Linked DNA regions of Mus musculus: regions 1, 2 and 3 are each linked to region 4. Evidence: chromatin loops called from intact Hi-C (ENCODE). Cell type or tissue: gastrocnemius. All regions are shown on one strand. Region 1 overlaps Csgalnact1 (chondroitin sulfate N-acetylgalactosaminyltransferase 1). Region 2 has its middle 21 kb from the start of Gm33103. Region 3 holds the start of Ints10 (integrator complex subunit 10). Region 4 overlaps Csgalnact1 (chondroitin sulfate N-acetylgalactosaminyltransferase 1).

The links. A loop is a pair of places that touch in the nucleus more often than their neighbours do. Peaks named below come from ENCODE experiments on the same cell type or tissue, not always from the same donor. Only the 100,000 strongest peaks of a DNase experiment are listed, where the experiment ranks them.
Region 1: a loop joins it to region 4, with 4 times the contacts of the local background. A loop is called at or near these places in 15 of 42 quality-filtered maps.
Region 2: it touches region 4 in a loop (3-fold over the local background); 14 of 42 quality-filtered maps call a loop at or near these places.
Region 3: it touches region 4 in a loop (5-fold over the local background); 3 of 42 quality-filtered maps call a loop at or near these places.

The regions. Positions count from the first base shown.
Region 1 is chr8:68,553,278-68,561,277 of GRCm38, reverse strand. Csgalnact1 (chondroitin sulfate N-acetylgalactosaminyltransferase 1) reads left to right here. Exons shown (of 10, transcript NM_172753.5): 3 at 4,158-4,306. Among named protein-coding and RNA genes, the nearest start is that of Csgalnact1, 180 kb to the left of the region's middle. In gastrocnemius, a CTCF peak has its summit at 4,179 (motif pointing right); DNase peaks (open chromatin) are centred at 3,047 and 4,202; H3K4me3 peaks cover 981 bases; H3K27ac peaks cover 1,360 bases.
Region 2 is chr8:69,019,288-69,027,287 of GRCm38, reverse strand. No RefSeq gene overlaps it. Among named protein-coding and RNA genes, the nearest start is that of Gm33103, 21 kb to the right of the region's middle. In gastrocnemius, CTCF peaks have their summits at 3,684 (motif pointing right) and 6,974 (motif pointing left); a DNase peak (open chromatin) is centred at 3,699; H3K4me3 peaks cover 188 bases; H3K27ac peaks cover 2,088 bases.
Region 3 is chr8:68,789,371-68,797,370 of GRCm38, reverse strand. Ints10 (integrator complex subunit 10) reads right to left here and starts at 3,442. Exons shown (of 17, transcript NM_027590.4): 1 at 3,223-3,442; 2 at 2,693-2,760; 3 at 551-654. The coding sequence starts at 3,351. In gastrocnemius, a CTCF peak has its summit at 3,372; DNase peaks (open chromatin) are centred at 2,852 and 3,460; H3K4me3 peaks cover 1,927 bases; H3K27ac peaks cover 1,409 bases.
Region 4 is chr8:68,358,017-68,366,016 of GRCm38, reverse strand. Csgalnact1 (chondroitin sulfate N-acetylgalactosaminyltransferase 1) reads left to right here. Exons shown (of 10, transcript NM_172753.5): 9 at 3,868-3,949; 10 at 7,304-8,000. The coding sequence ends at 7,593. Among named protein-coding and RNA genes, the nearest start is that of 1700125H03Rik, 6.4 kb to the left of the region's middle. In gastrocnemius, CTCF peaks have their summits at 4,005 (motif pointing left) and 5,086; DNase peaks (open chromatin) are centred at 3,502, 3,985 and 6,087; H3K4me3 peaks cover 565 bases; H3K27ac peaks cover 2,685 bases.

The DNA of each region.
Region 1 (8,000 bases), 200 kb before region 4:
GGTGGCATTATTAAGAGATGTGACCTTGCTGGAGGAAATACATCACTGTGGGAGTGGGCTTTGAGGTCCTATGCTTAAGTTCTGCCCAGGGTGGTAAAAGACCTTTCTCCTGGATGCCTGCAGAGAACAGTCTCCTGCTGCTGCCTTTGTATCAAGATGCAGAACTCTTGACTCTTCCAGCACCATGTCTGCCTGGATGCTGCCATGCTTCCCACTATGATGATAATGGACTGAACTTTTGAAACTGTAAGCCAGCCCAAATTAAATGTTTTCTTTTATGTGTTACCTTGGTCATGGTGTCTCTTCACAGTAACAAAACAAAACAAAACACCAAAAGCCAACCAAACAAACAAACAAAATCTGAGACACTAGTTTATTTGAAGAGAATGTGCTAATGAATGGTTGGCAAATTCTATTCCTTTGGATAAATGAGATAGTGGATATCCCAATCTGTAGAGTCCCAGATAGAAAATGTCTAAAACCCACACGTACAGTTTTTCTCTAGATTTCTCAGGGAGACTGTGCCCTCCCCTCAAACTTGAGTGGGCTGAATCAGACCTTGTTTGCCACAGTAGGCTAGCCCACTTAGGGTGGAGTCTTCTGACCTAGATGAAGTCTATTGTCCTGCCACATCAGCAGCTGCCTTCAAGAAGCCACCACCTGCTGAGCAGCTGAGCTTGCCTTCCTGATGAGATCCTGGCAAAGTGGGGAATGGGTTTTCCCCCTTTAAAAATCAGACTCAAGAATTAAAGTTGAGGGCTGGTGAGATGGCTCAGTGGGTAAGAGCACCTGACTGCTCTTCCGAAGGTCCGCAGTTCAAATCCCAGCAACCACATGGTGGCTCACAACCATCTGAGATCTGACTCCCTCTTCTGGAGTGTCTGAAGACAGCTACAGTGTACTTACATATAAATAAATAAAATCTTTAAAAAAAAAAAGAATTAAAGTTGAGCCTTGATCAGAGAACTTTGTCTTGGCTCATCGTATTTCCCTCACTGTCCTTCCCATCCATCCCCAGCTTTCCTTTTAGGAACCCAGTAACCGGTGGCCATTGGCGGCTACAGGATACACCACCTTTCTCTTCACCATCTTCTCACCACTTAAACAAGTGAAGCCACGTCAGGTCCTCCTTAATCCTCACTCTCTGAGCTCAACTGTCAAAAACAGTGTGGGCTACAAATGATATGGAAGAGAACTCACACAAAACAAACATATTAGGGCTAAGGGATAATTTCCTTGCTACCTTCAGAATCCCACAAGCAAAGCTCTGTGTTGATACTTCTCAAGTGTTCACTGGATTTTAATTTTACTTTTGGCACATTCCCATACTGTGATATTCTTTGTGTTATTTAGGAAGACTTATGAAAACATTTGTTTTTGTCATTGAGATCTCCATCCATTCATTTATTTATTTATTTATTTATTTATTTATTTATTTATTTATTTATTATTTAGTTGTTGGAGAGGTGGGGATGGGGAAAGATGGGGCAAATAAGGGAAGACTGTGTTCTCAAGGCCTCAGTGAGAGATTCGGGTGGAATATCTAAGTGGTTCATGCTTTTCTCCAGCTACTTTGGACCCCACCTGCATTACTAAAGACCCACATAAGAAACTAGTATCTTAGTTTCATTTCTTGTTACTGGGATAAAACACCCTAGCAAAAGCAATTTAAGGGACATGAGTTGATTTGGGTTTATAGTTCCCAAAGTTTATCATAGAAGGGGATCATGTAGATGGGCAGAGGGAAAGTGGTGGCAGGAGCTAGCAGCTTGTTGGTCACATTTTATCCACACTAAGAAAGCAGAATAAACAGGAATTGGGGTTGGGCCATAAATCTTCAAGTCTTACACAAAGGGATACATTTCCTCTACTTTAGGAAGTGAGGCCCTACTTCCTAAAATTCCACAACCTTCCCAAACAGAGTTGACAGCTGGGGTTAAGTATGTAGATATGTCAGCCTATGGTGGAGCATTTCACATTCAAATCACAACCAGTGCCTATGTGGACAGGGTCAAGTAGTACAAAGAGGCAAGCTTGCTTTTCTTTTCAGTGTTTTTTTTTTTTTTTTTTTTTTTTTGTGGAAGAAAAAAAAATCCTGGCTTTACTACATATTAGCCATGCAGATTTCTTAACCTCCTTCTGCCCCTCTGTAATAATGGAAAAATTAATGCGCGTGTTGTGGCTATTGAATGGCTTCCTAAGCGGTACCATGGTATGGTGAGGGCTCATTGCCTGTGTCCGGCTGAACACACCCCATTCTCTTTAGCATATTTAGTTAATCTTCTGAGAATTTTCACTATGCTGTTTTGTTTCTATCCTGGTCACTGCTCTTGGTTTTGCTGGCGACTCTGCATTCTTGTATTGCGCTTTTTTCTTTACTAGCTGGAGAGGATTCCTCTCTGGAGGAGCTAGAGGCTTGGGATTAGTAAGGAGACCATGCACTTCCCAGAGCCCAGGAGCAGAGTTTTAATGAGTTCTTTTACTAGGAAAGGAGGAAGAAGCTGAGCTGTTTGTCCTCTGATTCCAACCTGCCTAGTGTCAGGGTCTAGGCTGGCTGAATGTGGATGACTTGGTGCATATGAAATGACTGAAGGCTGCTGTTCCAGCCACTGGGGTGAGAGAATGACGGAGCTTATTAATGATCTTGCAGAGCTACCAGCCGACAGTCTATTTGTTTTCATTATGTAAACCAGCATGGTTTGGGATTATGCAGATTTCCACCTTTTTACTTAGAAGGCAAAGAATATTCATTAAGGATATCAATAAAGACCTTGCCCCTGATGGAGTCTCCGAGGCTGTTTCCTGCATGCTGAAAGACAGAAGAGAAAACTTAGGGGGTTGAGAGAGACTCAGAGATTGATTGGAAGGCAAATTATAAACCCATTTCAGCTCTTGGCCTGCAGGCTGGGAAGTAACATTATTTGTTGTCAGGGATGGAAAACAACTGAGATTCAGGTCCAAGTGATTATTCCACGTTGACACTGCTGCCTCTCTGCCAACTGCAGCTCCATTTAGACATAGATTAATTAGGCTGGTGGGGGGGCGGGGGGCGTTGGGCTAGGAGAGCTGTGTGGAAGCAGGCAGCTCGGCCAGGAGTAGTCAAAGTTGGAGGTCTGGAGACTTGCCCCTCCCAGGAAGATGACACCCCACTTCCACTGCTAAAACCAGAGCAAACCAGGGTGAGAGAGTGTGGATAGAAAACAGACCCTACTTCTATAGCAAAGCAGTGTACATTTCCACTGATTTGTTAATGCCAGTGAGGCAAAACAAAACAAAACAAAACCCAGAACCAAAAACAAAACAAAAACAAAACAAAAAAACAAAACAAAAAACAAACAAACAAAAAACCCAAAAACCCCCACAACAACAGAAAACAACCTTCAAACTCACTTGCTGGCAGGCTGTCCCTATGGAGACAGGGTGGGGGGTTGGGGTGGGGATGGGGGCAGCAAGTCATCTGTAGACTTTAGTGGCTTATCAATCTTTCCTTTGGCCTTGTAGAAATCATCTTGGACTTTTTAATCATTCCTGCATGTGAAATGGAAATGTAGTGTGTATACACACACACAAACGGATATATTATGTCCATTACTTGAATTATGAGACAGACAGAATAAAAATAAGGAAAATTCTTGGGGAAGTGAGCCCCATGTTAGTTCATTGAAAACAGTATATTACAGGCTCCACATGAGGACCTTAGTGTCTCTCCAGAATCTTTCTTACTTATGGGGAGTCTTTGGTCTGAACATCTTCATATTCTGCTTGTATCTCAGCTGACAGCATCTGTTTTGTCAAGGGCTGGGACAGTGTAGGGTCCATCCGTAACTCACCCCACCATCCTTTAGCGAGGGCAAGATGTACAGAGAGGGGGCTGGGCAGGGGTTCTGGATCTCGGGATTTGGGTGGGGAGCCGGATGACAATCAAAAGCACCCAGTCTGTCTTCTCCAGCGTCTTTGGCAGGCACTAGTCCTGCCAGCAAAGCTTTCCTCCAGGGCTGAAGCAGGCTGGCTTAGTGTTGCGAATGCCAGTGGTGGTCACTGGTAGTAAGATTCCCAGAGGGAACCCTTGCAGCGTGTGAACCTTTTCAGAAAAACTCAAATGAGGAATTTTCTCTTTTACTGTTAACACTTCATTGCATGGATTTTTTTTCCTCCAGTGGTGGCGCTGAGCTGAACACGGTGCTAGCAGAAGGGGGCGGTACTTTCCCTCTGGACCCTGACTTGGAAGCCAAGTGCAACTCCAGCGCAGTCACCACCAGAAGCAGATGTGCGAGCGGAACAGCTGTGCGCCTTTCTTTCTGCCGAGGTTAGCTTGTTTGGGTTTGTTCTTTTCCACATGGAAGTGCGGTGTTTTGCCTTCCTCTGTTCTCAGCCGGGCTTTCGTGCTTTTAGATATTGATGGTTTCATTTCAAAAAAATAATTTGCGTTTTACTTATTAAAGAGGAAGAGGGGCATATTCTACTACTTTGGGGGGCATAATATGTTCAGATGAGTTGTGTGTTACATACTAAATCACATGCATTTTACCGTTATTAAATCTCACTGTATTTAAAGGATGGAAATTTACAGGGGTTGCCTCCCATTTCTTTTCCTCTTAGCATTTTAGACTCCCTTTTCCATTATAAGAGAAGCCAAGATCATTTTTAGCCTTTAAGGATTTATGTAGCACTTACTCTTGCAGATAAGTGAATCTATTTGTCGCAGGTGACTTAGAAAGCAAACCTTACACTGGGATATAACTTCCGCATTACTGGGATATCCCAGCTATCTACAGAATATGTTCATTTTACTTTAATAGTTATATTAATAAAAAGTTATTTTTAAAGGCATCATTTTTTTTTAAAGAAGCTCAACTAGTTTGCTTTGAAACTCCTCATCCACTGGCAGTGATCTCTATTTCACTTTCAATACTCTTTTGGTATTTTTGTCTTTTTAGAGCATTAATCAATAGCACAACTAGAAGAGCTTTTTTTAAACAAACAAATAAACAAAAAACACACAAAAAACCTTAACTGACCACTAAATTGAGAACACAGCTGGGACAGAATATTAACCTTTCTGAAATAGTCATTCTTTAGCCAAATGGGTACAGTGATTTTTGATCAAGTTAAAGTAAAATGGTTCGGGAAGATGAATCACCTTTGTAATATCCCTAGGGGTGGTCATTAGAACTATTTGAGAATTGCTTCCTAATGAATATATACTATTGGCTTAGGCTTTGGGATAAATGTAGTATTTCTGACAGCTTGTTTTGCTCTTGTAAGCAATAATTTTGGGTTTCTTTACTATAAGATATTTAAATACAACTGGCAAGATTAATGTTAAAGAAGTTAAGTCGAGAACTTGAGAACTGGAGGCAGGAGAATTAGGAGTTCAGGGGCATCCACATGTACCCAGCAAGGTCCTGGCCATCGAGGGATAGGAGATTCTGCCTCAGTATAAGCAGGAGCCTTCGCAACATCAGTAACATTGGGAAGGGAATGGGAAATTGTACCCATACTTCGTGTTTTCAGCAATGAAATCTTTTTTTTTCTTCCAGTTTTCTCTAGAAATACAAATAAAAAGTAGACAGAGGGATGAAGACAGGAGAGCTGTGCCTGGCAGACACTTTTGTCTTTGAAAAGTGCTGCTTCCTCCTTAACACATTTTAACAGAGGTTTTATTTATGTTTTTGTATTATTGATAATGGGGGTGGGGCAGGGGTCTAGCATTGTTATTGTGGTTAAGATAAAAGGAGTAAGTTAAGATCCATGAGTCAGTTTTACATTATTGTACTAGGAAGATAGAAAATGTGGCGCTTTAAAAGGGACCACATTTGAGTTGTCGACAGCAGAAAACATGTAAGTACCTCAGCCAAAAGTGAGCAATAGGAACACAACTGGAGATTGCTTCTTGACAAGTTCTTCTCTAAGTAGTAAGTCAAAGGGCTGTGAAAACAGGTGGCCAACTTCAGAGCACAAGAATGGCTCTCACCTTGAGTCTTAGGATGCTTAATGTTTTCAAGAATAACTTGGATGGTGTAAAAGAGAACACCCCATTTAAAAATCACGTGTGCTGTAACTGTAAAAGTCTTGAGATGATAGCAGAAAGGGTCCAGGGTGAAAATTAGCCAGGAAGCAATCAGAAATTGATCAAAGTCTATGTGGGAGAAATCAAATGTCTAAGTTCTAAAGCTATTGGGTAGTAAGACAGGACAGAAGAGGGGAGGCTGTAGTTCATACATTGGCTATGAAGAACAGTTATAATCCTGTTGGAACCTAGTGCAACGACAGGAGATCTTGCCCAGGAAACAGGAGGCCTGCCAGGTAAGCACTAGCTGGAGAGAGTTGTTACCTGCTGCTCCTCACTCTTGCTGACTCAGACTTGAACCTCTGGCAGCAGTGATGGGCAGGTGCCCCACACAGCATGGGGCTGCTAATCATGCAATCCCATGTGGAAGGCATTAATTCTCGTTCCAGATATTTAATAGCACTAGGCCATGCCCATTTTATAGTAGAAATATCCTTGTGTCCTGTGTGATATTTTTCTTGTTGTGGTGATGGAATAACATCTTAAGAGAGGAAGGATTGTTGGGCGTGGTGGTGCACGCCTTTAATCCCAGCACTCAGGAGGCAGAGGCAGGTGGATTTCTGAGTTCGAGGCCAGCCTGGTCTACAGAGTGAGTTCCAGGACAGCCAGGGCTATACAGAGAAACCCTGTCTCGAAAAACAAAAGCAAAACAAAACAAAAGAACAAACAAACAAACAAACAAAAAAAACAAGCAAGAGAGGAAAGATCGATTTTGGCACATAGTTCAGGGCATACAATCTATCAGTGTGGTGAGGTTATGCTGGTGGGAACTGCTATGGCTGTTGCTGTAGGAGTGTGAAGTGGATGGTTATATCATAGAGGCAGTCAAGAAGCAGAGAACTGGGGCAGGAACTTGAGAGGTTTATACCCCATAGCCCTTACACCTAAGGAATCTAAATCATGATTCTAACACCAAAAGGTCCCACAACTTCCCCAAATCTCTCTAGTTGGTGACCAAATGTTCAAGCACGTGAGCTGATGGGGACATTGCATAGTCAAACCATACATAACTCCTACATACCTTCATCCTAGAGCCTGCCCCAATGTGGTCTCTTCTCAGTGAATTAATTCTTGCCACAGTCGTATCCTCACTTGGTACTTGCTGCAGCTCACTGATGCATTTCCTGCATCTGAAGTTCCATACCCATAGTTCCCTTCTTCCGGTCAAGAAAGAGAATTGCTCTTTTCGCTGAGTGCTGCCTATACCCCTATTCACACCTTCATGCTCTTGGTCTGTTTTCCTACCTTCTGATCCCTTCTTTTGTTCATTCCTCCTCTCCTCACTATGATTGTTTGAAGCTGGTAACCTCTACAGCAGCCCACATAACTAAGCATCCTGAATCAACATTGCTTAGCTCTGCCAACCAGGCTATGGCTCCTGATTGGTGCCAAGTGAAGGGTGAATGGAAAAGTTAGGGAAGGGTTAGCTAACTCATACCTGAACATGTTTCCTTGCGTTGTGTTTTCTTGACACCTTTGTTGTGTTTCGTTCTCGGAAGACATAAATAAACATCTATGTATCCTAGGTAAAACTGCAATGATAGAACACACAGCTGATTCCACCCAAGTCTTGCTTGGTGAACCAATGAGTTTACTGGAGTGACTTACAGGGATAAGGGTGAGAGGTCACATACAGGACTGTGATGATTCGTATGCAGCTACATCACCAAAAAGCCCACGCCAGGAAGAGTGATGACTCAGAGAAGCTACATCCTAGCGGTTTCCTGTACAAGTAGCAGTCATTTCCGTGGAAGAGGCCTCTCCCTTAGCAATTGCTTACTGTTTACATAACCTTATAGAGGGAGAATTGTGAATTTTATAAATTTCTGAGTTTCCCAAGTCTGGTAAATTTCCATAGTTTTTGTTTGTTTGTTTTGGTTTGGTTTTTTTGTTTGTTTGTTTGCTTGTTATGCTTAAGAGCCCCTGTCAT
Region 2 (8,000 bases), 660 kb before region 4:
ATTCTTCAGAACTCTGATCCTGCAGAAGAGTGCCTCCTGCCATCTCGTGGATTTTAGCCCAGCGACATTTATTTTGGATTTCTATTCTACAGAACAGTAAGAGTTTTGAAAAAGATGTATTGTTTTAAGCCACTGAGTTTGTAGGATTTGTTCTAGTAGCAATAGAAAAATAAATACAGACATATACACACATGCATGTATGTAAAGAGGATGAAAGCTTAAGAAAAATCAGAGAATTATATACTTTTATTTTTTGTTTTTAATTAATTAATTAATTAATTAATTAATTAATTAATTTTGGCATTTCCTTTTTATTTAAAATAGATTATCTTCTCACATAATGTGTCCTGATAAAAGTTTTCTCTCCTCCTCCTCCTCCTCTTCTTCTTCCTCCTCCTCTCCTCCTCTTCTTCCTCTTCTTCCTCCTCCTCAGCCCTTCCCACTTCCTTTCCCAGCTGGATCTATTCCATTTCTGTTGTTTATTAGAAAACAAAGGGACCTTTAAGGGATAGTAAAAAAATATAATAAGATAAAACCAAAGCTAACATTGGAATAGGACAAAACACAAAACAGAAGAAAAGAGCTCTTCACACACACAAAAAAAATTAAAAGCATAAGAAATAGATCCACTTGTTATTTGCATACTCAGAATCTCATAAAACCAGTAAACTGGCCAGATGTGGTGGCACACACTTTTAATCCCAGCACACAGGAGGCAGAGTAAAGCAGATCTCTGAGTTTGAAGCCAGCTAATCTATATGAGCTGCAGGACAGCCAGGGCTACACAGAAACACTGCCTCAAAAACCAAAAACAATAAGAAAAAAAAAACAAAAACAATAAACTGGAAACCTAGTATATATGCGAAGGACCTGGGTTGGGGAGACAAAATAAAATAAAAATAAAAAACAAGATAAAATTAAAAAAAAAAAAAGAAGAAGAAGAAGAGGAAAAGCCCTAATCAGGACATTACGAGACAAGAAGCCTCCAAAGATGCTTCTGAGTTGTTTTGTGTCGGCCGTCTACTGCTGGCCATGGGGCCTACCCTTAAGAGAGGTTTGTTTCCCCAGTGAGACTCCCTCCGAGGAAACAAATTTTATTTTTATTTGCAAAGTGGTTATCAATTAGAGACAGCTGCTGGGTTCCAGTGGGGCTTGTATCCACTTCTCTTCTCAGCTGGATGAAAGAGCTGGTACACGGTGGCTGTGGCTTTAGTCTCTGTGAGTTCATGTGTGAAGGTCCTGTTGATTTAGAGGGCCTTGTTTTCTTGGTGTCCTCCATCCTTTCTGGCTCTTACACTCTTTCTGCTTCCTACTCTGAGAGTTTACTGAGCCCCAAGGGGAGGATGTGATAGAGACAATCTCTTGGGGCTGAGCATTCCAAGGTTACTCACTCTCATACTGTCTGGCTATGGGTCTTTGTCCTGTCTCGTTCTCTATCTGTTGCAGGAGGAAGCTTCCCTGATGATAACTGAGCAGGGCACAAATCTATCAATATAGCAGAATGTCATTAGGAGTCATTTCATTGCTGCATTTTTCCCCTTAATAATAATATTTGGTTTTACCCTAGGTCTCTAAGCAATCTAGTCTCTGGTTGTTGCATCCAAGCAGTGTTGGGTATAGTTTCCATGTCATGGTGTAGGTCTTAAGTCAAATCTTATATTGGTTGGTTACTCCCATAAGCCTTGTGCCACCATTGCCCTACTTACGTTGCAGGCAAGACACTACTGTAGATCAAAGGTTTGTGGTCGGCATGATGTTCATGTTTCCCTTCTGGTGTTCCAAAGATGCTAGAATGTAGGAGTGAAGGCTCTTTGCAGGCACTGCCTCTACTTCTCCATAGTCAATGGGTTGTGTAGGTATTGTCTTCAGCAATAGGGCCTTCCCTTCAGTTTTGTGGAGAGCAACCTATAGTTTCAGCAACGACTTGGGTTGTTTGAGGGGTTCCCATGAAACTCCTTGGCCTACAACTCAATAAGATGTAACCCAATCCTAATATTGGAAGATTCATGTGGTGATAAGAGATAACCAGTTCAGACTCTGTCTCCCCATAACTTGGTGATCTTATCTATCCCTTCATATATGCATATATTTTAGGTAGTTTCTATTGTGTTAGTTTTCCATATTACCACTCAAATGCCCCTTTATTTAGCTGCCTCTCATTCTGTTCCCTCCCTCATCTTCCTCTTCTCACTTCTTCTCTTTATTCTCCCATTCTGGCTCCCCCATCCACCCATAACTATATATTCTATTTCCTTTCCCTTACCCTATATCTATCTGTTGCTCTTCAGAGTATAGCTTGGTGATCACTGACTTAACAGCTGATACCCACATATAAACAAATACATACCATATTAGTCTTTCTGGGTCTAGGTTACCTCACTCTGGATAATTTATTCTATTCCATCAATTTATCTACAAAAGTTGTCTTTTTTTTAAACAGCTAAGTAATACTCTAGTGTGTAAACGTACCACAGTTTCTTTATCCATTCTTGTTGAGGGACATCTAGCTTTTTTCCCTCCAGTTTCTGGCTACTATCAATAGAGTAACAACGAACTACTGAACATGGTTGAGCAAGTGTCTGTATGGTACATGCCAACGATAGGGCTGGATGTTGAGGTAGATCTATCTATCCCCATCTTTCTGAGGAACTCCACACTGATTTCCACAGGGAGTGTACACATTTTCACCCCCACCAGCAATGGATAAGTGTTCTCCTCCACATCCTTGCCAGCATGAGCTGTCACCCCCCCCCCCCCCAGTCAGGGTTTCTCTGTGTAGCCCTGGCTGTCCTGGAACTCACTCTGTAGACCAGGCTGGCCTCCAACTCAGAGATCCGCCTGCCTCTGCCTCCCAAGTGCTTGGATTAAAGGCGTGTGCCACCACGCCCGGCGAGCTGTCACTTCTTTTATTGGTCTTAGCCATTCTGACAGGTGTATCTTGAAATCTCAGAATAGTTTTGATTTGCATTTCCTGGTGGCTAAGGAATGTTGAACATTTCTTTAAGAGTTTGTCAGGCTTTTTGAATTTCCTCTTGAGAATTTTCTGTTTAGATCTGTGCCCCATTTTAAAATTGGTTTGTTTTCTTGGTACCTAGTTTGGTTTTTGTATACTAATCCTCTATCAGATATCTGGTTGGTAACAGAATCTTTTCCCATTTTACCGGCTGACACTTTGTCTGAATGACGATGTCCTTTGCAGTGCAGAAACTTCTTAGGTTCCCAAGTATTCCTTGTTTATCTGTTGTTTATCTTAGTTTCTGTGCTGGCGGTCTTCTGTTCAAAGAGAGATTTTTCTTATGCTAATGAGCTCGAGCTCTTTCCACTTCCTCTTCTGTCAGGTCCAGTGTATCTGGTTTTATGTTGAGGTTTTTGATTCATTTGAAGTTGAGTTTTGTCCATAGGCTTGTAGATTTATGTCTGGGTCTTCAATTTGATTCCATGGGTCAGCATGTCTGTTTTTGTATCCACATCATGCTATTTTTATTACTATAGCTTTGTAGTACAACCTGAAACTGGGGATAGTAAAATCCCCATCGGTTCTTTTGTTATTCAGGGTTGTTTTAGTTACACTAGGGTTCAGGGGTTCGGGATTATTTTTCTGTTGTATCAGGCAGGTCTGGAACTCAGCGTTGGAAGGAGGCTGGGCTGACATTCTTGGGCAGTCTTTGTTCATCCTGTGTAAATCCACCAGGTGGCGCCCTCACCACACGGTTGAGTGTACTTGGCAACTGCTTTCTCAATTTCAGGGATTTTTTTTTTTTTTTTTTAAGTTTTAGGGATTTTTAGCTCCTCTCTTCACACCTCCCACCTCACCAACGCTGTGAAACTGTTACTTGACAAAAGGCCTGCGGGAAATTTATGAAGTGGCCTTGTTTTGATCACTCATCTGGCACCTTCCAGGTTAGAGCATACAAGCCGCCACAGGCGCTGTGGTTTGCTTGCTGTAAGTTCTAGCTTCTCAGGGCCAAGCCAGTGTTTCCCAGATCCTATCATTTAAGTTCAGTGGATGACTCCCTAATCTATGTATGCTATTGTGTTCTCTGCCTTGGCCTTCGCCCATCTCTCTCCTTCAGTTTACACTCACTAACTCACTAATTCATTCATTTCCATCGTCATCGTTATGACATGTGAAGCTCTTATAGTGTTATCATGCTGGAAAAACAAGACCGGAGCTGAGGGCATAACCCTGTGTACTAAAAATATTTAGCAATGTGGCCTGGGGCTTCTTCCCTGCCTTAGATCATTTATGTCCCTGGATGAAAGACACACACAGCCTTTATATTTTTAAATAGCCTTAGTCAGCACAGTAGCTGGGCAGCAACCCCACCCTCCATGCTGTTAGAATCTACCTTCCTATCGATAACCCAAGTTATTACTTAATATGTTTATCTGGGCTGCCCTTAGCTCCAATTGGCTAGCCACATACTTGTGGCTCAGTTTTTCCACGGCTCTCCTCCCTCCTTCACGTTCTCCTTTTTCCATGACGGCTTCTGAAACCTCATCCCCACCTATGTCTCCTCTACCCATTGGCTGTTGGCATCTTTATTTACTAATCACAGTTAACTGGGGCCAGGGTCACAGGGGCTACACATGCATGCTCCAGGTTTTGGGGTCTTGCACTTAGCATTGCAATAGACATTAAACGACAAAACCTCAACAGCCCTGTCAATAAAAGTGCTTGTGAACATAATATAGTTACTTGTCTGCTGCTGCTATCAAGTGTGACAAGAGCAGAGCAAAGGAGGATGGGTTTACTTTGTCTCAGTTTGAGGGGACAGGCCATCGTGGTGGGCAAGTCATGGTGGCAGGAGCTTGAGGCAGCTTGTGTATCACATCTGCTGTCAGAAAACAGAGAGGAACGCTGACACTCAGCTAGCTTCCTGCTTTGTATGCAGCCTGGGGTTACAGGCTGTGGAGTGGTGCCGGGGCCCTGTAGGGTGGGTCTTCCCATTTCAATTAACCTAATCTAGAAACTCTCTCACTGACGTGTCTAGAGGCTTGTCTCCTCAGCAAGTCAGGATTCTGTTGACTTGATACTTGATTAAGTATCTTGATAATCTAGAGATAGTTTAAAGAGTACAGGAGGATACAGTTTATACGGGGTTATTATTGTATGTAAGAAATTAAGCACCAGGGGATGTTCCAGGTTCTAGGAGGAGCCCTGGAACCACCTTCCCTGGATGACTTAAATGTTTTACTTTCGTCTTAATGTAGCAGTGTTTGTACTTCTATTGTATTTTTGGTGTTCTAAAATAATGAGCCTAGAGCTCACTATTCAATAGCTTAGATAAAATTCACTATGTAGTCCAGGCTGAACTTGAATTCACAGCAATTCTCCTGCCTCAGCTTCCTTAGTGTCGGGATTATAGGCACGAGCCACCACACCTGACTTTGTGCTTTTATAAAGTTCTTTCTCTGTGTGATCAGGAAGACGAGCTAGGTGTTATTCCCCCCCCCCCATGATGTTTTTATTGACTCTCTGGGAGTTTCACAGCATGCATTCCAATCACAATCTCTTCTCAGTTTTTCCATGTCTGACCCTATTGTGATTTTCCTCTCAAAAGAAGTAAAAAATAAAAATAAGAAGAAAAAGGAAGGAAGGAAGGAAGGAAGGAAGGAAAGAAGGAAAGAACACCAAGCCTACCTTGTGCTATCCATACACTCACTGAAGCATGGTCAGACTCTCCGTGACCTGCCCTTTAGATAAAACTGAGTCCGTCCTATCCCACACCTCAGCTAGAAGCCATCAATTGTATGGAACTACTGTTCAGCATCTCTGTCATACTTTTAAACGGCTGTTTCGATGGCTTACTTTTTGTTGCTGTGTTGGGGTGGGGGTCGTTGAGGGGGAGTAGGAGTTGTCACAGGAGCCTTCTGTGTCCCCCTCAGCTGTGCATCTGGAGTCACAGATATGACAGCAAAAGTTGCCTCCTTGCTCTTCACAGTCAACTGGAGCATGGGTCATGGGTTTTCACAGTTTCTGGAGGTAGCCCAGACCAGGACCATGGTCCTCTGCTGCAGTAGGACCGCAGACCCAGACAAGGCCCTTGGAAGCTTCTTGGACCATGGATATCAACATGGGTTTGAAAGACCCACAACGTGAGGACTCCCCCATGTTCTGACTCAGGAGAGGCGACACCCCAAAATCACCAACGAGAAACGGTCTTGCTGCAAATTGCAAGAGGATTTTTATTCAAGAGCGCTCTCGGGCCCACGGTCATACACCACGCAGGGGTAGAGGACCGTGGCGCCCCAAGTAGCTGAGTAAGGGGGTATTTAAAGGAAGGAACCACAACTCAAGGAGGTGGGAAGGGCATTGTTGGAAAATACCAAAAATACCAGTTAAGAGTCACAAGGAAGTACAAAGTCACAAGTGTCAGGTTATCTCTCAAGACAGTTTCTAAGAGCCCCTAACAATCTAAGAGTGCCTAGCAATAGCACCTTTGCATAGTGGGTTCCAGCAATGGTCAGGGTGGGTCAGGGTGACTTTCCTCCAATGAACACTCTTTGAACCCAGGAAGTGGGTGGGTGGAGGAAGGAATGTCGCTATCTGTTTTATGATTAGCATACCTTGGAGCACTGAGTTTACTACTCTTTCAGGTTCAGGTGGCAGCACAGCCTGGGTTCAGGCCATGGACTTCCACATGGTTCTTGGTGGTAACATGGGCTAAGGATTAACACAGATGCCAGCTACTGTGGGGCCTTGGACCCAGTCCCCAGCATGGCATGCCTGAGAATCACAAGGGCTGGCTCTCTTGTCTGCAGACTCTAATGCCTCCCAGCTAGGTGTTTTAGTATAAATACCAAGAAAGGACATAAACAGGTAAGAGAGGGGATGAACAAAAGAAGGCAGAATTTGTAAAATATTATAAACTGAATAGGGGGAGTGTGGTAAGGTGTGCCTTTTGGGGGTCCAGCTGGGTTTCCTCATCCTCTGCTTCCTGCCTCTAGGGTGGTCAGATGCCCCCTACTGGCTTGGAGGATGAAGCACAGTCTGGAACGGGTGGGGCTTTAGGATCTCCTGGCCTGCTGGGAGGAGCGGTGCTTCTCTAAAGATGAAGGCCTTCTTTGATAGACAGTCTTCTGTGAAACATCTCACTTAGCTATATTTGGGGTGGGCTGGTATGCCTACACTTTATTTGAGGTGAACCGGGGTATACAGCAACCTTGGAGAGTGGGAAGGAATTTTCAGGGTAACTGAAAATCATTGGCTAGAGTTTAAAGTTCTGTGAATGCCTCATTTGTATGGAGACTTTCCGGGAATCTCAGGTACTTGCTGGGCACATTCTTATAGGGGAAAAAGAGGAAGTTTGTAAGTCTGCCAAGAACTACTCAACCTTCCCCAGGTAAGGGTGTGGGGAGTCAAGATCCACAGACATGGTTAGAAAAGGGGAAGCCTTGCTGGTAAAGGGAGACCTCCATTTTCTGTGGAGCTCAGAGGAGCTATCTAGTCATGGTAGACTGTGACCTTAATTAGCAAGGTTTTCCCAAAGGGAGGAACAGAAAGAAGTGTGAGACTGTACGGCTTCCCTCCTTCTTGAGTGGTGGGTATCATTGATCCTTTGGTCCAGGAGAGAATAAATTTTAAGTTAGAGACCAGTATGATGCACAGGCCATAAAGCAGAATGACACAGAGCAGTAGAGATAAATCAGGGGGAAATGGAGGCTGTTGGAAACAGAGAGAAGACAGTTCAGGGAAGTAGTGGCCAGGAACACAGCAAAAGGCCAAGAAGAAAGAAGATTGTAAAGGTCCATGACTGGTGACATTTAGGAGTTGCTACATCCACACCAGTAGTGACACGCATTACAGGCCTGAAAGCCTGGAAGCAGTCCTGAGGCAGGGAGTTTCAAGGAAGCTTTGCCTCCTGGAACCTTGGCATTCCCATAGCCCGTTTATTCAAAGCCTGTCCCCACGTTAGTCTGGTGTTTGGATCCCTGTGCTCTCTTTCAGTATTGTTTTCTTATAAGTGCCTTTAAGGTTTGATTTTGACATAGCTAAG
Region 3 (8,000 bases), 430 kb before region 4:
AGGGAGGGGCACTATTAGGAGGTGTAGTCTTGCTGGAGTAGGTGTGTCATTGTGGGTGTTGGTTTTAATACCCGAAGCCAGTATTCTGCTAGCAGCCTTCAGATGAAGATGTAGAATTCTCAGCTCCTCCTGCACCATGTCTGCCTGGATGCTGCCATGTTCCCACCTTAATGATAATGGACTGAATCTCTGAACCTGTAAGCCAGCCCCAATTACATGTTGTCCTTATGAGAGTTGCCTTGGTCATGGTGTCTGTTCATAGCAGTAAAACCCTAACTAAGACATTATCTATAGACGTTTTCATCATCAGAAATATGTAAAATATGTTCAAAATACACTCAACCTTCTGATCTCATTGACAGATGACTATCACACAGGCACAAAGTGTTCTAAGTAAATGATAAAAGGACCAGTTAATATCACTGTGGACTTTCATTGCCTAGAATAAAAAGTAAAGTGGGTTTCACTATGACAGGTGTGACTGAGATGCCTGTGGCAGACGCACTATTCCAGAAGTGGCCATTTATAATTAGACCGGAACTGTACTCACTCCGTAAGAACTGGGTCTGCTTATCTTGTGAGTCGTTCCTCAATGCTGACGTGATGATGCTGATTTCTCTCCATACCACCGGCTGGTCCGGGAAATTCACAAACCTGTTTTTAAAATGAATGCATTAAAGTAAGATGTGAAACTCAAACAAGGAAGAACAATAGCATTTAGAGAAACCCATTTTTCTTTAGGTGAATGATTACATATGTCTGAACAAAGGATAGAAATACACAAAAATAATCTATCAGTTTGAAAAATTTGAGAGTACTCATAAAAATCTTTAGACATTGTTGTGAATGAGGGGCTGGAGATGTAGCTCAGTTAGACTGATTGCTTATCATGCACAAAGCCCTGGGTTCCAATCCTGTATTCTACAGCACAGGTGTGGCGGTGAATGCCAGTAGTCACAGTGTTTGAGACATAAAGGCATGAGATCAGAGGTTCAAGGTCATCCTCAGATACTTTTTTTTTGGGGGGGGGGGAGCGGCTCTTTTCTTTCTTTCTTTCTTTCTTTCTTTCTTTCTTTCTTTCTTTCTTTCTTTCTTTCTTTCTTTCTTTCTTTCTTTCTTTCTTTTCTCGAGACAGGGTTTCTCTGTGTAGCCCTGGCTATCCTGGAACTCACTCTGTAGACCAGGCTGGCCTCGAACTCAGAAATCCACCTCCCTCTGCCTCCCAAGTGCTGGGATTAAAGGTGTGCGCCACCACTTCCTGGCCTCAGATACTTTAATAAATCTGAACCCACAGCAATCTAGAGGACACAAAAGACGTGGTCTCAGAAAGAGAAAACAAAAGCAAGCCAAGAGCCTTCATGCATTCACCCGTTTACACTGTGACCAGTCAGCTCCAGCTCCTGTTGCTATGCCTTCCCCACCAGGATGGACTGTATCCTTAAAACCTGAGTCAGGACACACCCTTCCTTTCTGAGCTGCTTTCTATCAGTCACAGCAACAGAAAAAAATAACACTCTATTAAAAACAACAAGAAAAACAAGAACAAAACTCACAAAGGTAAACCACAGGCCAGAAATAACCAAAGAGAACAGTCGCAGCGACACTCGTATGAGGGGCACCAGCAGTATAGTAGCCGGGCGGTGGTGGCGCACGCCTTTAATCCCAGCACTCGGGAGGCAGAGGCAGGCGGATTTCTGAGTTCGAGGCCAGCCTGGTCTACAGAGTGAGTTCCAGGACAGCCAGGGCTATACAGAGAAACCCTGTCTCGGGGGAAAAAAAGAAACAATGATATAGTAAGATATCATTTTCCCCATGATACAGGTGGGGTGTGGCGGCATAGCCTCTGTCCCAGCTAAGAAAAGAGGAACAAGTGGGTCTGAGTTCAACACTACCCTGCCCAATAAAGTGAGGTTCCTCTGTCTCATGAGGAAGAAAAGGAAAAACAGGGGTGGTGGTGGTGGAGGAGATGAACATATACAGGTTGGCAAAAATGTGGAAAACTGCCAATTCATATATATACACATATAAATATATATGTATATATATATATATATATATATATATATATATATATATATACATACATATATATAATTTGTGGAAACAGATATTTAGGCTATCCTTTTTAAAGAGTAATTTGATAGATGATGAATTGTACATATCCCTTAGCTACAAAACATCAAAATATGGGTGCAGAATTACTCACTGACATTCCAAACATAAATAAATTGGAAATTAACCATGCACCCAGAAAATGATACATGGCCATTAAGAACATCAGTTGTCTCTATAGACTAGACCCAGAGGGTCCACAACAGCGGGTTATGAAAGTACACTTCAGGGTAGAATGGCCTCGCTTTTATCAGCTACCCAGTGTATGTATGTATACATATGGAGACACACAAAACTTAGCTCTGGGTTAGAAGGGATTTCACATTTCATTCTATCAATTGCTGTCTGAATGTTTGTAATGAGCCTATGATAAATCACTGGCTACAAATTTGGGGATTAAAATACAAGAATTAAAAAGTCGTCTCTGTAGAACGCCTGTTGGCAATTAAGGCCTGAATTCTGGGTACCAGGGAAGAGGATGATCTTGCAGAGCCCCGACTGCTACTATCAATTGTTCATATCTGAAGAGGACCCCTTCAGATATCAACAATAGCTCCCAGAACGATCCCAGTTAACTCACATGTCATACAGCAACCTCCCTGCGGTGGCAGTCCTCTCGGCATTCCGTTCGATGGTGTACATTTCATACTGAAACAAGGCAGACAGGGTCAACGGCTTCCACGGTGGTAGCTGGTCCAGCTCCAGCCCACCTGCAGCACTGCTCAGAGGTGGGCCTTCACCCAGAACACCCACGAAGGGAAATGAGAGCCTGGTGGCCCAGAATTCACCCCATCTGCAGGGCTTCTAGGATCAAGTGGAGTAGAAACGTCCCCAAAGAAGCAGCAACTGAACAGATGGCTGCTACCATGATCAATGAATGAATGCCCTGGGCCCTAGTGGCAAAGATGCACTGTACAGGATCAACCAGACCCGGATTTACTGTATGGTTTCCGCCTTTGCAGGTGCTGGGGAAAAGGTTGGTCAACTGTCCTGTGGAGCAGGGTAGGAGCAACGTGGGGAGGGGGACAGCGGCCGCGCAAAGCGCCCAGGGCCACTGGGCTCGGCCAAACGCTCTCTTCCGCGCGTGCGGACGCGCCGGGTCTGACTCACCTGGATGTTGAAGTCGGCCGGGTAGAGGCTGCGGGCCGTGATCAGCCATGCCTTGGCTGCCCACAGGTCCTGGGGCACTAGTTCCCGGGCTCGCTGCACCAGAAACTCACAGTCGCCCTGGGCCGACATGGTCCCGGGTTTTTGCCCTTCCAGTAGGCGACACTAGGGCGCCGCCAACCCCCAGGTGGCCACTGCGCATGCCCAGAGACCAGCCAACCACAGGCCGCAGAGGTTCTGTAGAGTCCTATGGAAACTACGGAGACCTGGATTTTCATTACTCGGATTGCCATCCGTCGATGGTAGCGCGCCGCTGACCGCCTGGGAGTAAGCGTCAGAGTCGGCAACCCTGTGCTCCAGGTTCTTGCGTTCTCCTTTGATTCCAGCCCGGGTTTGAAGGTCCGCGACACGCTCAGACACGGAGCGGCGGTCCTTCGGTGTAAATAAACCTGGTGCCCAGGGTTAAGGTGTAGTTTCGAAGTGTCGCGGAGGGCTGGGCCTGGACTGTGCAAGACGACCCCACCCTCGCATGCGGAAAGACCCTGGATCGCCTGTTGCTTTTGAGCTTTGCCAACATCTTTGCCCCTGCCCCAGGCATTATTTCGCCTGAATCTTATTCTTTTTCTCCTATACGGAAAAATTAGCATTTAGAAGATGCTCGGCTGGATGTCCGAACCACCTGCTCTGCAAGAGTTAAAAAAAAAAACAAAAACAAAAACAAAAAAAAACAAAAAAACAAAAAAAAAACAAAAAAACTTTGATCATTTGAACAATGGAAAATAGCTGCAGTATAAATCGGTACCGAAATCCTGGCTTTGGTTTTGCATTTGAACAACCACAATAACAAAACAGTCCCCCTGTTCTGTTGACAAGGCAATATTCATTTATTGAATTGGAAGTGTCCGGAAAGTGAATTGCTAGCTTTGGTTTTCCGTCTAAGTGCATGTATATATATATATTTCTTATAGGTGTTTGTATATAGTTCCTATCAACTGTAGCCATCATTTGCCACTTAAAACCAGGACATCGAAGAATTCAGAGCTGGTTTTCTTTTCTTTTTTCCTTTGAGACATTCGGTCATGGCCCAAGCTGACCTTAAACTTGGCAAGTATACGAGGATGATCTTAAACTCCTGATTCCTGACTTCCATCTCCAAAGTGCTGGAATTAAGGACATGTGCCTGTTCTGATTAATTTTTTTTTCTTTAACAAAGAAATTAGGAATTTACTTATTTAAGTAAAAAATACAGATATTAAAAATAAATATGAATATAAACATTACAATAGTGAATTGCAGTTCTTGGATGAAGCTTTGTTTATGTCAAAGATTATTTGTGAAGAGAAGGGACATAGGCTACGAAACAAAACTATTTGGGGCAATAAACATCTACATCATCTCTGATATCTGACCTAACTGTCTTCTTCCAGATAAGCTTTTTAGGAGGGATCTTTAAGCCTGGAAGACTTGAAGCTCCAGTAACCTTCAAGTTAAGAATGAAATAATACCTGGTCTTTATGGAAGAGGTTTCCCAACCTTTCTCTAGCCCAGCTACCCGATGTCTATGCTGGCAAATGCATTGATCTGTTGCTCTCTTTTGTTCTGTGATCCTAGAAGCTCAGGTGGCTTCCCTACCGTGAACATATCATCCAAGGCAAGGTGAGACCTGGCCAAACCATCTCATTCATATTAAGCTTTGAATGAACTTTCTTTTAAGTTCCTTTATTGTTTTATATCGATCTTATTTATAGAAATGTAAAAATACAGGCTTGCTAATGAATAATTTATAAACAAGTAGTAAAAATTTGTGGTGAATTAGTGTGCTGATTCAAAAAGTGCAGAGACAGAGGGGTGTCGTTTTAGGTAAAACACCAAAAAATGTCAAACTCAAGTTTGGTTATCCTGAATTTTTAAAGGAAGTCTGAAAATTTAGCTGGCCATAGTGGCTCAAACCTTTTATACCAGTACTTGGAACAGAGGCAGGTGGACCTCTGTCACTTCAAGGCCACCCTGGTTTATTTAGGCAGTGTCAGGCTAACCAAGGCAAAGAACAGAAAGAGAAACCAAAGAGGCTGGAAAGATGGCTCAGCCACCCTGGTTTATGTAGGCAGTGTCAGACTAAACAAGGCAAAGAACAAAAAAGAGAAACCAAAGGGGCTGGAAAGATGGCTCAACAGTTAAGAGCACTGACTGCTCTTCTGAAGGTCCTGAGTTCAAATCCCAGCAACCACATGGTGGCTCACAACCATCCGTAATGAGATCTGTGCCCTCTCCTGGTGTGTCTAAAGACAACTATAGTATACTTACATAGAATAATAAATAAATCTGAGAGAGAGAGAGACCAAAGAGGGAATAGGAGTTCTGAAAATTCACAGGTGGTTTGAATGAGAATGGTCCCCACAGGCTCATTGGTTTGAATCCTTGGTCACCAGGGAATGGAACTATTTGAAAAAAATTAGGGGGTGTGGTCCTCTTGAAGGAGGTGTGTCATTGGCTGGAGTCTCACTCTTCCTGCTGCCTGCAGATCAGGATGTAGAACTTTCAGCTACTTCTTGAGCAGCTTATCTACATGCTGCCATACTCCTTGCCATGATGGCAGTGGACTAAACCTCTGAAACTGTAAGCCAGCCCTAATTAAAATGTTTCCTTTATAAGAGTTGGCCTTGGCATTGGTGTCTCTTCACAGCAATAGAACACTAAGACAGAAGTTGGTGCCAGGAGTTGGGTATTGCTGTGACAGGCTTGACCATACTGCGTGTTGGTGGAATGTTCGAACTTTGGACTAGAAAAGCAGTTGAACACTTTGACTGGGTTTTAATGGGACATACTACAAGGAGCACCAAAGGCAGTAGTGCTGAAAGATGCCCGTTATGACAGGTGAGCTCAAGGGGCTTCAGAGAAGAATGTTAGTAAGTAGACTAAAGATAGTTGTTGGTGAAGAATGTAGCTGCTTTCTGCCCTTGTCTGAAAAAATAAATCTATCTGAGGCTAAGTTGGAGAGTTTTAGATTAATGGTGTTGGGAGAGGAGATTTCAAGACAGCTTAGTATTGACTCTGTTGTGTTATTAGAAGTCACTCTTATACAGATCTATAATGAAAAAGAGAAAGCTGCGAAAGAAATAATATAAAATGTACAGTTTGAGGAGGAAACGAGCACCAAAAAGTGTAATGGAGCTAAGTTTAGTGCCCAAGGAGATTAAGAAGTTTAAAGAAAGGCCTAATGCTAAATGAAATAAAGGGAATGGTGACTTCCAGGCAAGACTCTACCCAGCTGAGCTTCCAATTGTGGGAAATTAAATTTAAAATTAAAGAAAAGCTTAAGCAGCTAAGTAAACATCAAAACCAGAAAACTGGTGAAAATGTATGTATCTGAAGAAGGAGGTCAAGTTCTACCCCTAGCAAGATCGAGACCTTGTCAGCTTTGACAACAAAGTTTTGGCTTTAGAGTTGAAAGAAAGATGAAATTTCAAGACCTGTAAGTCATACAAAGTACTCAGAAATTGCTGGTTGTTTGTGAGCCTAGAGGCTGCCTGGGGCTGAGAATAAAGAAAAACAAACCCGGGAATACTCCACAGTTAAAACATTCCTGGGAACATCTTGACCATAAAGATAAGAGGAATGTGAGGACATAACAGGGCTATCTAAACTGAGTCAACAACTCACAGAACTCTGACACCCTGCACGTACATGTAATTTTTCTGCTGATGTTTGAATAAGTCAATAGTGTGTTGCTATGCTGAATTCCACACCCCTAAGCCCCTTACCCCATAAAAAACCCTAGCTTCTGAGCCTCGTGGCTAACATCCATTATCTCCTGTGTGGGATGCATGTCGGTCCGGAGCTCCGTCATTAAACTACCCCGTGTAATTACATCAAGGCCTTTTCGTGATTCTTTGGGTGCACACCGAATTGGGAATTGAGTGGGGGTTTCCCCACTAGGTTCTATCAGAGTCAAGTATGAAAGAAAGGTGTTTGTGAAATATCCTCCTGTGGAAAGGAAAGCCACTGAGGCCAGGCACATGTCAGGAGTGTCCCTACATGGAGGCCCAGAGAGACCATCATAAGAAGCTGTGTAACTGAAGTCTAGATTTCATTGGAAAGAAGATGTTGGAGATGCCAGAGTAATGGGATACCTGTCAAGGAGGACTGATAACAGCATGTGGAAACAGGCCAAGAGAGAGAAGTATATGGCTGTCAATGAAGCTGGAAGGAGTTGGAGATCTGAAGACCACTTTGCCATCAGACGTGGAGATGCAGAATTTTTTTGCCCTGATGTTTTTCTGTCTTGCTTTGGTCCAGTATTTCCTTACTTTGCTCCTTTTTCTCCCCTTTGGAATAACAATGAGTATTGTATGCTGCTGAATGCTGGAAGTACATGATTTGCTCTTTGATTTTGATTTTACAGAGGTAACAGTTAAAGAGGTTGCCTTGAGTTTCAGAAGAGACCTTGAACTTTGGACTTTTAAGCAGTCTTGAGACTGTGATAGAGTATGAGGACATTTGAAATTGGCTACCGTCAGATATGGCCAGGAATGTAATGTGGTGTTTTTAATGAGAATGGCCCCCATAGGCTCATAGATTTGAATCTTTGATCACCAGGGGGTGGTGCTATTTGAAAGGATTAGGAGATATGGCTTTGTTGGAGAAAGTATATCACTGGGAGTGGGCTTTGAGGTTTCAAAGAAGGCCAAAGAGCTCTCTCTTCCTGAAACCTGTGGATCAGATGTAGAGTTCTCAGCTCTTGTCTAGCACCATGACTGCCTCCATGCTTCCCACCATGAAGT
Region 4 (8,000 bases):
TGCTTTTGATGAGATACTTGCTATCAAGTGTCTCTCACTAGAAGCCATTTTTATTTCCACTTGAAGCCAGGAGTCATGGTTACCTTAGAAGTGCTCCTTCTCCTTTCACTGAAGAAGTATTTATTAATTGCACAGCTGTGTGGCCAGTAGTGTTCTAGGTGCTGGAGACACAGGGGACTAAGTTCCTTACTGCTATTCTCTAAGGGTGGTAGGTGAAGGCAACAAACTGAGAAACAAATATATCCATGAGCTCATTTCACATTTCAGAGAACTGCTCATATTACAGAGATGTTAAGCCAGGGTCGCAGTATAGAGAGAAAATGGGTACTAGCAATTGTATTGGCATTGGCCCAGAGAGTCAGGGTGACCGCTCTGAGCAATGGTGAGCAAGGGACAGGTGACCAAGCAGAGCCTGTAGGGATATCTTGGATGCCTGTGAGCCTGGGGAGTTGGGGAGTTTGGGGAGTTTGGGGAGTTTGGGGGAGTCAAGAAACAAGACTGTGTAGAACAGCAATTCTCAACTTGTAGGTTGTCAACCTTTTGGAGTTGAGAAACATTTTCACAGGGTCACCTAAAGCCATCAGAAAGCACAGATATTTACATGATGATTCACAACAGTAGTAAAATTGCAGTTGTGAAGTAGCAATAAAAATAATCTTATGATTGGGAGTCAATACAACATGAAGAACTGTATTAAAGGGTTGAAAAATTAGGAAGGTTGAGAACCACTGATGTAGAGGGTTGAAGAGGATGAGACGAGGAGGAGGAAGAGGAGGAAGAGGAGGAGGAAGAGGAGGAAGAGGAGGAGGAGGAAGCAGGCAGGCCTAGGTAGTGGAATGGAAGCCCTCTGTGCCTTTTGTAGAGTCTTCAGCAATAATATGATGCCATCCCATCAGAAGGGAACTCTAGAGTTTTTTTTCTGCCAGGCTGCTCCCCAAGGGTAGCATTCCAGTCAGTAACTTGGTCCAGTCAGTGACTTGGTCCAGTCAGTAACTTGGTCCAGCTGTGGTGGTAGACCTTCTAATAAGTGAAATCCATCTTGCCCTGAAATTACACGCTGTGGCGCAACCATGTCATTTCCACAAAAGCCTATATTTCAGCACTTCTTCCCAGTGTGACTTTCTGTGGCTTACCAGCTTTCAAACCAACTAAGTAACTGTTTTTATAATGCAGTCCCTGGGGCATAAATAGGTATGTTCCTATCACACCACTCCATGTGGGTATCACCCTTCCAGCTATGTCCTTCAGCACAACCTTGACCCACCCCAACATTTTATGGCAGCTGCTTCTCAGGAGGGTCTTCCGCTTCCTCCTCAGTTCTGCCTGATGGTTCTTCCAGCATGGAGCTGTCTCGTAAATCCTATGTAGAGTCCAGCCAAATATCTGAAGTTTGGATACTGGTGCTTCTCTTCTACCTCATGTCTGTGAGATATTTAGAAATTTGGACCAGAGATGTTGAGCTGTTGACTGCGATAGAACATTTTACCTAATAGAGAAGGAACAAAATCCATTTAAAAATCTACTCAGTTTCCATCTTGAATCTCCAGATTTTCCTGCCTTATGCAGTCTTCCCAAACTTTTAATTCTGCTGCCACATCTGTTGTTTTGTTTGGTGACCTGATAAGTTTCACCAGGGTTGCCTGCAGGGGCACGGGTGGGGCATTATTTGCAGCACTGTCTGTACCTTACCAGTGCCTACACCACCCGACACCACTGGTAGAGATCTCTTTTTCTCACCCCAGCAACTATTAACTGCACACAAATCCTCCGACAGTGGTAGGTGGGACTTCCTGAGTCCCCCCAACTTCAGGACAGAATGTTACGGAGCATCATCATGATCAAATTCTTGCGTTCATAGCCTGACATAGACCGTGCACTATTGAGCTCTTGATAAAAGAATGTTTATGATTCATTACCTCTTTTGCAAGACATTTATTGGATATAATTTAGGCTGTGGGAAGGTTCTAGAACATGGAATAATAGCAACATAATACATGACCTGGAGAACTCTTTAACTATGATTTATGATTCTCAGTTCTTCATCAGATAGGAAAGAGAATGGAGCCTTGAAATGAAGAGGTCTGTCTGAGAATTAAAAAAAAAAAAAAAAAAAAAAAAAGTGGCCAGTACCCTGGGGTCATGAAAGTGGGAGAGCTGGTCCTTCCCCTCATGAGCTGCACCACTCAGAAGATCAGGTCCCGCACCTTGACTGGGCAGCACAGAGTTGGCTCTGGTGGCTTGGGTGCTGGTAACCTGGCCCCAAGGGCATGAGAGTAGGAGAGTTGACCCTGCCCTCTGTGGGCTACAGCATTGGGTGAGCTATTCAGACCAGTGCTAGAGAGCTTACATAGGAAGTGTAGGTACAGGAGAGCTGGTGGGACGACCAACTCAGCTACCATGAAGGCCCACACCCAGGGCTTTGACTTGGTCTACACCAAAATCTACCTCATGTGCTTGAGCATGGGGAAGGGTAAGTCCTACAGATGCAAAGCTGCAGGATCTCCATGGCACAGGGCAACAACAGGAGAACCAAGAGAAATCCAGGTGAGGGTGCAGTATTGATGGTTGGCCTCAAACCAGACTAATGACTCCTTACAATGTGCATTTACAAGGAAAACTGTGAACTCAAGGGTATACTGTGGGACACATTACCATTTCCATAACAAGATATTTTCTATGCTTTGTTTTGTCTAGTTTTGTTTTTTATTTTCTTTTGTGTGCAGGGGTGGGCATTGCTAGGGCAGAGGACAGAGGGCAGATACGAAAGGTCTGGGAGATGAGTGGAACTCGGGGACATAATGTGAAACTCACAAAGAATCAATGAAAAGTTAAGAAAAAAAAAAGTGGCCAGTGGTGGAGCTGGAACAAGACTGCTCCTCCTCTCATGAGCTGTTACACATGAACAACACCCAAAGCCTTGTATCAGTACTACAGACCCTCCTAAGGCCTCTCTTTCCCTTGTCTAAGGAGGTGATTTCCTGCCTTCTAAGCACCTATAGGAACTACAAGGATCATGGGGGAAAGTACCTATAAGGATTTCAACTCCATTCTCAGAATTACTTTTGACAAATGTGTGTGTGCCTGCATCTGTGCATGTGGATGTGGGTCTGGGTATGTGTAAGTGCGTGTATGTGTGTGTGTGTGTGTGTGTGTGCATGTGTGTGTGTGTGTGTGTGTGCACATGGCAACCTCTATTATTGTTTATGTATTGTAGCTTCAGCAAATTTGTTGGAATTTTTCTCCAAAGGAAGAAACCTAGCAGAGCTGTGTTGCTCTGTTTTTTTGCAGTCATGGTGGGCTGGCACTTCCCGCACGAGCTTTCTGGAGTAGCTTCATCTGTTAGCCCTACCCTCTCCTCTGCCAGCCAGTGGTAGTGGGAGCCAGGGGGGCAGGAACAACTGGGGTCTCTCTTGGGTATTTCTTCTCTTTCTCTGTTGTTGGCCTGTGAATTCCAAGCTGTTCCCGGGGCCTCTTCTCAACTTCCTGAGCCCTTTGCTGGCTCTGTGCCCAGGCCTGTGTGACAGGCCTGACCTCACTTCTCCCTGGCACTGGGACCAGGCCAGACGTGGGTGGCTTTTCCATGGCTCCACTGAAAAAACTTGCTCTCTGAGGTTGTTTTTTTTGTTGTGTGAGAGAGTGCATGTGCATGTTGTCATGCCTACACCCTAGAAACAACCTAGCCAGAGGTGCCCAAAATCACAAGGCTCCACTTTGGACTTAGTTAGCTTATTGCAATTTCATTTGGCATGCGCATGCTCACATGCAGGAACACACTCCCACTCCCATCTTGCCTGGTTTTTGGCTCTGCTCATCTAAGTGTGTGAAAAGCGCTTTTAGATACTCTCCCTGACAGTTTCTTCCTTGCAGGTCATAAAGAAGGAAACAGGATTTTGGAGGGACTTTGGATTTGGGATGACATGTCAGTACCGGTCAGACTTCATCAACATAGGTGAGATAAAACTTCGTGTCTACTGCCACCTGGAGGCCACTGTCCCACAGACCAGGTTCTCCTGGTAAAGGTGTTGCCACAAACAGTGCTGCTCCCCAGGTCACAGGAGGCAACATCTGGGACCCTGTCATATGCACCAACCCCTCTCAGATGTACCCAGTACCACCCAAGGTTTTACAATGACAATATTCAAGCAAGTTCGGTGTGGTGCCTCCTCCTCTGTGGGTTCTTGCTGTGGAATCCACTATGATGAACATTGTGAGCCTCCAGCAAAGTGATGAGGAAAAGGAAGGCAATCAGAGAAAACACATACAAAGAGGATCGGTGTTTTTTACTCTGATGATCCTTATTTAAAGTCCCATTTGCCACTTTAAGCTCTGAGTATACAATTGCTGTCAACATGAACACCCATGTGTGAACATGTCCACACATACAGACACACAGATATGCATAAACACAGAGATGTAGACATGTGTATACAAATGTTCTCAATGACACACATACACAGACACACAGAGAAACATATAAACACACTTATTCACATAGATACATGCACACACATATATTCAGACACGCATGCATATAAACATATGCATGCATATACACATATCATATACATGTATAAATACATACACATAAAAATGTACACAGGCACACACATGGAAGCTTACAAGAACCCATTTCAAATGCATGTGAGCCTACCTACAGGAATCCAAAACTCAGAAAGAAAGGCCATGGGTTTCAGCAGAACAGGCCAAAGTGCTTAGAGGGAAAGGGGACTCCTGGGACTTCACAGCAAATGGAAGGTGAGAGTGGGCTGGATTCCACATGGCTAGAGCAAGAAGGAATAAGTCCAAAACCTTGACTTGGGCTCGGAGGGGCCAGGGAAGCACTTGTGTATGGGAAGCAATGGGACACTCCTCTGCAGGCCTCTCAGGTACCACATCCTTCTCTCTTCCACATGCCTCCCCCAAGCCTGCTCTGAGGCTTCCCATCTGGAAGTCAAGCAGCAGGAGTCAGGCCTGGGTTTGTTTTGTTCTGTGGAGTGCAGTGACCTTGGGACTCCATAGAAATAACCATATTAAGATGAAAATAAATATGAAACAACTTATCCCCTAGGAGGCAGCAGAACAGCATGGTGCCAGTCTATCAAGACAGCTGCCTGGTAGAGACAGCAGGTGTCCTTTACCATCACTCTGGGAACTATTCCTAAGTGGTAATATGCATGTCAGATTCCCTGAAATGATACTCATTTAAAAAATAATAATTTCTATTTCAAGAAGCTATTGTTCCCTTGCCCTGTACAGAGGAAGATGATTTAATGGGGTGATGACGCCTATGTTTATTAAATTTGGATTAGTATTACATTGGGTTCTATGAAGATAAATGTCACTACACCTAAGGAGAGGATCACAGTGACCTGGGGAGGCCTCCAGGGGCCGCTGCCATGACCTCAGAGCTTCAGAGTCCCCTATTCTTTGCAATCATGTCCTTATTTGCATGTGTCTTCCTTATGACCCCGGATTTAATGCGAGAAGCTGAAGACAATAATAAATTTAGGTCAGCAAGGCAAACCCTTACTAGATTCTAGCTTGTTTTGTTATGACTCTACTTCATTTAAGGTTTTAAATACCCCAAAGTTCAGGCAGGCATTCTGTCTGTAAGCTCATTCTTCTAATCCCAGCAGAGGCCGTAGAAATGCAAATTCAAGGCCAGCCTGGGCTCTACTCAAGACCTTGACTCAGAAACAAAACAAAACAACATCCTAAAAGTTGACAACTTAACAGCAACCATGCTAGGAAACGTCATCCACATGCAGTAGTGCCAGACATGGGATCTCTCCCGCGTGTGCCACCGTCACTCAGAGACACAGCCTGGGGTGGCTTGGCTGCGATTTCTGGTTCTGAATTTTTCTGGTTTGAGTTGGCCCTGACCAGAGCACTGTAGCTGGGGTGTGCAGGCAGGGGTAAAGAGGCTACATAAAATGTCTGGGACAGGGTGCTGAGTATGGTCTTGGCATGGCTATTTCTCATAAGAGCTGGCTGGGTAAAACACGCAGGTAAATGCAGAACAAATAAGGGAACGGCTGGTTCTTCTTTGGCTCTCCCTGGGGCCTGATAGGCTTTCGGTTAAGGGAAAAAGCAGCTTCTGGCATGGGGACAAACACCTGCAATCCGAGCACTTGGGAGACGAAGGCAGCCTTGGCTACACAGTGAATTTGTAGCCAGTCCAAGCCACATGAGACCCTGGCTAAGCAGAAAGGAAAGCAAATCGAAGGGCATGTTCCTTCCCCACAGTGAGACACCAGGGGAAGGAGGTCAATGTCCAAAGAGATCAGAGTTTTCTGGGAGAAAGCCCCAGAAGTACACCCATTTAAACTGAGCCAGCAGCCTATGGGGAAGGGTACACATGAATGTTCAGGACTGTTGTAACCGAGGAAAGGGAGAGTTCTTTTATGGGAGTGGTTTTTTTTTCCTATTGCAAACCCCCATTTTTAACTCCTTTACCCCACAAGCCCTAAGGTTTATTCTGCTTGCAGTGGCAGAAGGAAGCCATACCCAGAAAGAAATACAGGATTTAAATGGCAAGGTGTCATGTTCAAAAAGAAGGGTGCCTTGAAGTTTTAATCCCGGGCCAGGGCTATTCACTAGTACTACTGATGGCTTTTGCAAGCAGTCCAGTTCTTAGAATCCTGCCCAATGTCTTGTTACATGAAGAAGTTCGCATGATCTGCCACGAAGATCATTCCTATTGTCCACATCCATGCAAAGTCTCTAGCCCAGATGGGCATGGGCAATTTGGATGGATGGAGCTTCAAATAGCACCTCGCATAAATACCTCTTTATTGTGTATATGGGGATCAGGAGGAAGCCAGGAGGCAAAAATCAAATATTCCTCAGGTGTCATCCACATTTCTTTTATTGGATATTTTATTTACATTTCAAATGTTATCCCCTTTCCTGCCCCCCCCCAAAAAACCCTCTTCCCTCACCCCTGCTTCTATGAGGGTGTTTGCCCACCCACCCATCCATATTTTAATTTTGAGACAGAGTCTCCCAATGGTCTGGAACTTGTCAAGCAGGTTAAGATGTGTGGCCAGCAAGCCCTGGTCATCTACCTATCCTTACCTTCCTGGTGCTGGAATTCAAAGTACATGCTAGCCTTTCAGTGGTCCGCTCTTGGCTTTAAAAAGAAACTTTAATGTGTGTCAGAACTCAGTTTCTCATGCCTACACCACAAAACATTTCACCAATTGAACTATCTTCCCAGCCACTCCCACAATGTCTCTTGATGAAAAGTCCCTAGCAGTCGAGTGCACGCCACAAAATTCAATAGCATGTTCTGTCCCCACAGGTGGATTTGACCTGGACATCAAAGGCTGGGGTGGTGAAGATGTGCACCTGTACCGGAAATATCTCCATAGCAACCTCATAGTGGTCCGCACACCTGTACGGGGACTTTTCCACCTGTGGCATGAAAAGCACTGTATGGATGAACTGACCCCTGAGCAGTACAAGATGTGCATGCAATCAAAGGCTATGAATGAAGCATCCCATGGGCAGCTGGGGATGCTTGTCTTCCGGCATGAAATAGAGGCTCATCTTCGCAAACAGAAGCAGAAAGCCAGCAGTAAAAAGACATGATCTCCTAGGCACAGATTAGCATAGACATTTAATTTTTTTTGCCTTTGGCAGTTGCTGAAGAAGTAGATGCAACAAAGAGCAACAAAGTATCTGACTGGTGAGGGAGAGATGAAAGAAGAGTCTCATCCCGGGATTCTGTTGGCTCCGTGTATGGTGACGCTGACTGTGTTTTCAGCAAATGATCTCTCTGGTTCCTGCTCACTGAAATATTCACAACCTCAGACCAGTTTTGTAGAACGTTTACTAGAATGAGATGCAAACACATTGAATTGGTTACATCAGAGGGCTTTGGTACTACCAGGACTACCAAAGTCTCAGACCAAGCAGAGGATCTATGTGAGAAATGGAGATCTCTGACATTAGCGTCCTCCAGGAGATAGTGAGCAAAATCAAAGGGCCCTGGAAAC